Linked DNA regions of Homo sapiens: region 1 is linked to region 2. A link is a loop called in an ENCODE intact Hi-C map of the cell type or tissue named here. Cell type or tissue: heart left ventricle. All regions are shown on one strand. Each heading gives the region's core, and the rest is flanking DNA. Links, peaks and the distances in the headings are about the cores only.

What was found. Hi-C counts contacts between places; a loop is a spot of excess contacts. Peaks named below come from ENCODE experiments on the same cell type or tissue, not always from the same donor. Only the 100,000 strongest peaks of a DNase experiment are listed, where the experiment ranks them.
Region 1: a loop joins it to region 2, with 2.1 times the contacts of the local background. A loop is called at or near these places in 20 of 110 quality-filtered maps.

What each region holds. Positions count from the first base shown.
Region 1 is chr11:116,498,173-116,501,081 of GRCh38, forward strand. LINC02151 (long intergenic non-protein coding RNA 2151) reads right to left here and starts at 2,511. Exons shown (of 2, transcript NR_174967.1): 1 at 2,370-2,511. RefSeq lists an enhancer at 1,029-1,721. In heart left ventricle, for the core only: a CTCF peak has its summit at 1,410 (motif pointing left); DNase peaks (open chromatin) are centred at 1,429 and 2,352; H3K27me3 peaks cover 1,936 bases.
Region 2 is chr11:116,452,857-116,455,765 of GRCh38, forward strand. All of the region lies in intron 1 of LOC107987166 (a long non-coding RNA gene), which reads right to left. Among named protein-coding and RNA genes, the nearest start is that of LINC02151, 46 kb to the right of the region's middle. In heart left ventricle, for the core only: a CTCF peak has its summit at 1,365 (motif pointing right); no DNase peak of the experiment used is centred there.

The DNA.
Region 1 (2,909 bases), core at 126-2,625, 45 kb after region 2:
AAGGGAGGTGGGCATTCCTGGGGACCTAGGGTCACCTTCATCTCTTCTTTAGTCAATCCAGAAAGCCCTCAGCCTTTTGGATGAGACAGCAATTAGAAACTAGAAGGGGCTAGCCTTGCAGATGAGGCTGAGAGGAGCCCAGCGTGGGCTCATCAGAGTGTGCAGATGGCCACCCCAGCATGGCCTGGCTCCTCATGGCCATTCCTTGCTGGAGAAATCCCCATGTTTTCAAGGACTGACTCTCCCCCGATAGAAATCGGCTTGGTAAGGGAACCGGAATGGGTTTAGCAAGGCAGAGAGGAGGCTGAAAGACAGTATCTTGATTTGAATCGGTGGTATAAAAACCGGCAAGTCTGGGATTCTAACATCAGCCATTTCCCTTCCTACCCCAGGAGGGGAAGCATCATGGGTCCTAAAGATAGCCCCGTGGGAGAAAAGGGGCCTTCGAGGCTGCATGAGGCAAGGATAGAGATAAAGTCCTCCCTCTGCACTGCCCCTTAGAAGATAAGGTGGGCTGCTGCTGGTTTACGCATAAAAGCTGCACGTTATAACCATAATCCTGGGCATTTATAGAGCACCTTTCCTGCTCTCTAAGAGCTTTTATGTACCTCATCTTATTAGACAGGGGGGAAACTGAGTTTCAGAGGAAAAAAAAAAAGCAGCATGCCCAAGGGCATAGAGTAGTACAGCCAGGACTGCAGCCTGGGGCTCCAGACTCCCGAATCAGGCTTCTTTCCCAAGACCAGCTGAGTAATTTACACACGTCCACTCATGTTTCTGAGCTCCAGGGGACCCTGCCCAGGGAACGGGGTGCCTGTGTTCTGGAGATGTTGTCTGAAAGCCCAGATTCTCTCTGATTTCACTCCTAGCCCCAATACCTCCAAGTTGCCCATCTTATGTCATCAAGTTTGAACAAATCCACTCCTTACAATCTGAAAGACGTGGTTGGCCAGGCAAGGTGACTCACACCTGTAATCCCAGCGCTTTGGGAGGCTGAGATAGGTGGATTGCATGAGCCCAGGAGCTCACAACCAGATTAGGCAACATAGCGGACCCTGTGTCTACAAAAAATACAAAATTAAGCCGGGCACGGTAGCTTGTGCCTATGGCCCCAGCTACTCAGGAAGCTGAGGTAGGAGGATCCTTGAGCCCAGGAGGTAGAGGTTGCAGTGAGCCGAGATGGCACTACTGCACTCCAGCCTGGGAGACAGACCGAGACCCTGTCTCAAAAAAATAAAAATAAAACAAAAGACACGGTTCTGAGGTCCTCAAGAAGAAATCCCTGACGGGGTTCCTGTCTGCCTACAAGCCCAAGAGGATACCTGCATAACCGGCCTGCGCGAGCCTTCTGGGCGCCTCAGCTTGAACAAAAGACGCCTTTGCGAACATTAGAATAGGGCGCCCCCTCCTGGCGGATGAATTAGAAGGCAAGGCCCTCAGGCTGGCTGTGCGCCCTCAGGTCCAGTGACTTCAGCTCTCTCCCAACCCAGGGGCGGGCCCTGTGCAGGGCATGCAAGGGGCTTCACCCCCAAGCACCAGAAACGCCCAGAAAGCCACCCCAGGGCTGTCTCCCCATCCTCCCTCCCTGTGCGCACACACTATTTTCTTTCAAGCTTTCCACCTGGTTGATCAGGAAGGCTCCTCACCTCACACCCCGCCCCTTGCCAATGGTCTGGATTGGATTTCCAACTCCCTATGTAGAGCTGATGAGGTCTCATTCCCACGGGGAACCAGAGCACTTTCCTCCTTCTCTGCCACCCCCACCCACCCCCCTTGGAGAGCTCCTTTATGCTCTATTTTTAGTTTCTTGATTGCAAGTGAGAAGTCGGAATCAGAGAACGTCGGGAAAATGCAGCAGGAACCAACCCTGAGAAATGGACAGCAGCATGGGGAGGGAGCAGAGGGGCCCATGGGAGGGGGAGCCATGGCACCCCGAGAGCCTCCAGCCCCAAACTCACTGGTGCACAGGAAGGACCCGGGCGTGTTCTCCGTCCTTCTCCAGGCCAGCAGGGAAAGGGGTCTGGAGGAAGGCCACAGAGCTGGAAGGCCCTCTAGAGGCCTCCTAGCCCAGCCTGCTCCTTTCCAGAGGAGGAAACTGAGTCATGCAGCTGGGCAGTGAGTGGCGGGGCCGCAAGAGGTCCCCTGATTCCTGAGGCATCTTTCTGTGGTTCTGCACAAGGAGGTCCCACAGCTTGGCCGGGAGCATGTCCCCCTGACTCCTCCTCAAAGCGGATGTCACCTCCATACCATCCTGAACGCCAAGACCCAGACGGGCCTCTCTGACAGCCCAGCCCGGCCCGGCGCAGGCCACAGTCACCCCCACAGCCTCCCGGCCACCTTCGAGTTGCCCAGTGCTCACTTTCCCTTACCCGCAGAAGTCGGCGGTGGCCCATGCATCACCTCCCTCCCGAGCAGAGACAGAAACACTCGGGGCCAGGAGCGCTCCCCCCACGAGCCGCCGCACTCCCTAAATGAATGAACTGGCTGCTCCAAAACCGCGGCGCAATTGGCAGTTATTGCTGGCAGTTTATCAGTATTAACTGATTAGGCCCGGGATGATGGATCCCCTGTCTCGCAAAGCCCGCCGCCCCACGAGCCGCGCCCCACCCTCAGCCGCCCCCAGGCAGCCTGCACGACCCAGCTCCTGGAGGCGCCCGGGCCCGCATCAGCCTCCGGAAGGCCCCGGCCCCCGCGTGCACCCGCTCCCACTCCCCACGGGCCCCTCCCTGTAAAAGAGACACATTTAAATAAATAAAACAAAATTCAAATGAGGACACTAAATCTCCCCGGCGTTTAATTGATGATCATTATGCTTGGGAACCTAAACTCTTTTAATTTCACTGCAGTGCAGGGAGATGAATTATAGAATTACAGTCGCCAATTATCAATCACGCCTTTGCTCTGCGTCT
Region 2 (2,909 bases), core at 194-2,693:
CTGGGCCAGCCCTTTCCTGCCATGTGGGGGCCTGGTGTGTGCCTTTGCAGCTGGAGCCACCCACCCCGGAGACATGCTCCTGGACACTCGCCGATCACTTTACAAAACCACTGGGTTCAGGGTAGCCAGTAAAATCATGCAGCACTGACACCTTTATTTTACCTGCAAAACTCAGGGAGGGGAAGGTCCCAGTCACCATTTTCATCAACCCACATTTATTGATGCAGTGGGAAAGAGGCACCAGGCTAGACTCTGGCTCACCTACTCCCAACACCTGCACACACAAGTGCAAACAAGTGTGTGCATGCACATATGAATGTGTGTACACCTTTGTGCACACTGTAGCACATGTAGGGTTGAAAACAGAGGCCCTCGGTATTCGTTAAGGCAAACCTAGGTTTCCATTTCCTACTGATTAAATCCATTGCTTTAGTGACCACCTCCTCTGGGGACAAAGGGGTTTCAGGCCTTTGTCCCCAGAGGAGGTGGTCAGCAAAGCAATGGATTTAATCCTTTAAACTATAAGGCAATGAATCTCAAATAAAAATATTTGAAAAGTTTCTCCAAAGAATGTGTGAGTACTGGGGGCCAAGGAGTAGGGCATTGTTTTTAGCCAAGTGTTTTGCATTTGTCTGAGTGGTGATGCCATCTGTCACCAGCTTGGAGTAGAGGAGAGATATAGATAAGAAAGAAGGAAAGGGCCAGGCCCGGTGGCTCATGCCTGTAATCCCAGCACTTTGGGATGCTGAGGCAGGTAGATCATTTGAGGTCAGGAGTTCAAGACCAGCCTGGCCAACACAGCAAAACCACGTCTCTACTAAAAATACAAAAATTAGCTGGGTGTGGTGGCACGTGCCTGTAATCACAGCTACTTGGGAAGCTGAGGCAGGAGAATTGCTTGAACCCAGGAGGCAGCGGTTGCAGTGAGCTGAGATCGCACCATTATCGCACCATTGCACTCCAGCCTGGGCGACAGAGCGGATTCTATCTCAAAATTTTTCAAAAAAGAAAGAAGGAAAATGAGATCTTTTTAGAGCACTTTCCACCTTTGCATTTGTCAGATTTTCACATGTAGTTTGGAATCATATAAATTTCTACCCTCAGTTATCTTTCATCTAATAGAACTTTTTAAATATGTGCTAATAGCAAACAGATAGATATTGGCTTGTCAGGTATTTGGGGCTTTGCATAACACTGCACCTTTCTCTGGAGATATTTGGCAGCAGCCACTGCCCTGTGGGACTACAGAGTTGATCACTCTAAGCAGTGGACCAGGGCCACACAGATAGGCATTAGACCCAATAGGCAAATCTAAGGGGCACCATTCGCACTGTGGCCGTGCAGAGTCGAATATTTGCTGCAAGCATTTTCCAGCAGGTGGCAGTGATGTGTCTCCAGGAAGGAGTTCTGGTTTCTCATTTGCACCAGGCACCACACGAGCTGGGAAGACTGCTGCAATATCCAGAGGACCTGGTGCCCCTATGTCACCTTGGGTTCTTTCCTTTAGCGATATGGTGCTGGGAACACAAAGATGGTCAGAATGCCAGGCCATCCCAACCTGTGTCCATGTGACATATCCACTGTGCTAGCCAGGCTTTGGCAGAGAAAGTGACCTGGGTCTGATAGAGGCAAACTGAGCAGCTGCACGTGTTTTGACTTATATTCTGGACCCAGACTACATCCTGGTGTGGAGGAAAGAATGGAGAGACAAATGAATATCTTCCTCGCTGCTGTGTCCTCAGAACCCAACAGAAAGGGTGCACGATATATATTATTGAGGGAACGGATAGATGGATGGATGGATGGATGGATGGATGGATGGATGGATGGATGGATGGTTGGATGGATGGATGGATGGATGAATGAATTAATTATTCAACAGACACCCACCTATGAGTATGTGCTCTCCTGTCATTGGATATATTCTTCTTCTCTGGTCTTCAGAGAGAGAGAGAGAGAGAAACAGTAAAAAGCAACACCCAGGGACTTCTACCTCTGCAGGAAGGCAAGAACTGCCTAAATGAATTCACTGAAAAGATCTCCCACCAGGAAGCAGCTCCTGGAGAGTTCCCTTTCTGGGGAGCAAATCTCTTCCTTAATCACCACTTGCTGCTGCTCACCGTTACTGCTTGCTGGTCCAGCTGTCTGTCCCACCTCTCAGCAAAGCCTATTTACTAAGCCCATTTGGAAGTCTAAAATGTAATCACTGGCTTCCTCCTCAGAATATTAATATTCCAATAGGACTTCCCAGAGCCAGGCTGGAGCTCCTTGCAGGATTAGCTGGGTGTGGTCCCATCTGTCTCCTCCTACACCAATGCTGCTCAGCTCAAGAAATCCACAGATAAGACAGAAACCAGGCAAAGGCCTGGGCTATGACAGAGACACCTCTGCTGGGAATGACCAAGGTCAGCCTGGCTGTGAAAGAGTCTGGGCTTAGGAAAAAAGGCTGGGGGGTGGCAGGGGTTTAAGGTCAGGCCTCAGGAGCAGAGCTGAGGCACCCAGGGCTGCCTCATCCCACTCTTACCTGCTCTGCTTGATACGACGTCTGCCTCACAATGTCTACACCTCTGCAGGCAGGTCTGCAGCCCAGGAGCTGCTGGGCTTAGTGGACAGTCTGGCTCACAAGGGGACTTAATAAGCACTCAATGAATAGAAGAGCTCTCGGCAACATGACTAAGGCAGAATCCCACTCATTTTTATTTGTCGTAAACCCACCTACTATTCCTTGCTGCAGCAAATGCTTTTTGAGCACCCACTACACATCAGGCACTGTGCTGGGTGCTGGGAATATACCAAAGAACAAAAAAGGCAAGGCCCTACCTTTGTGGAGCTCAGTCAAGTGGGAGACATAAATGAGCAAGGAGTCAATTGCAGTAGAGGGGAAAAAATGCACTGCTAGGACTTGGATC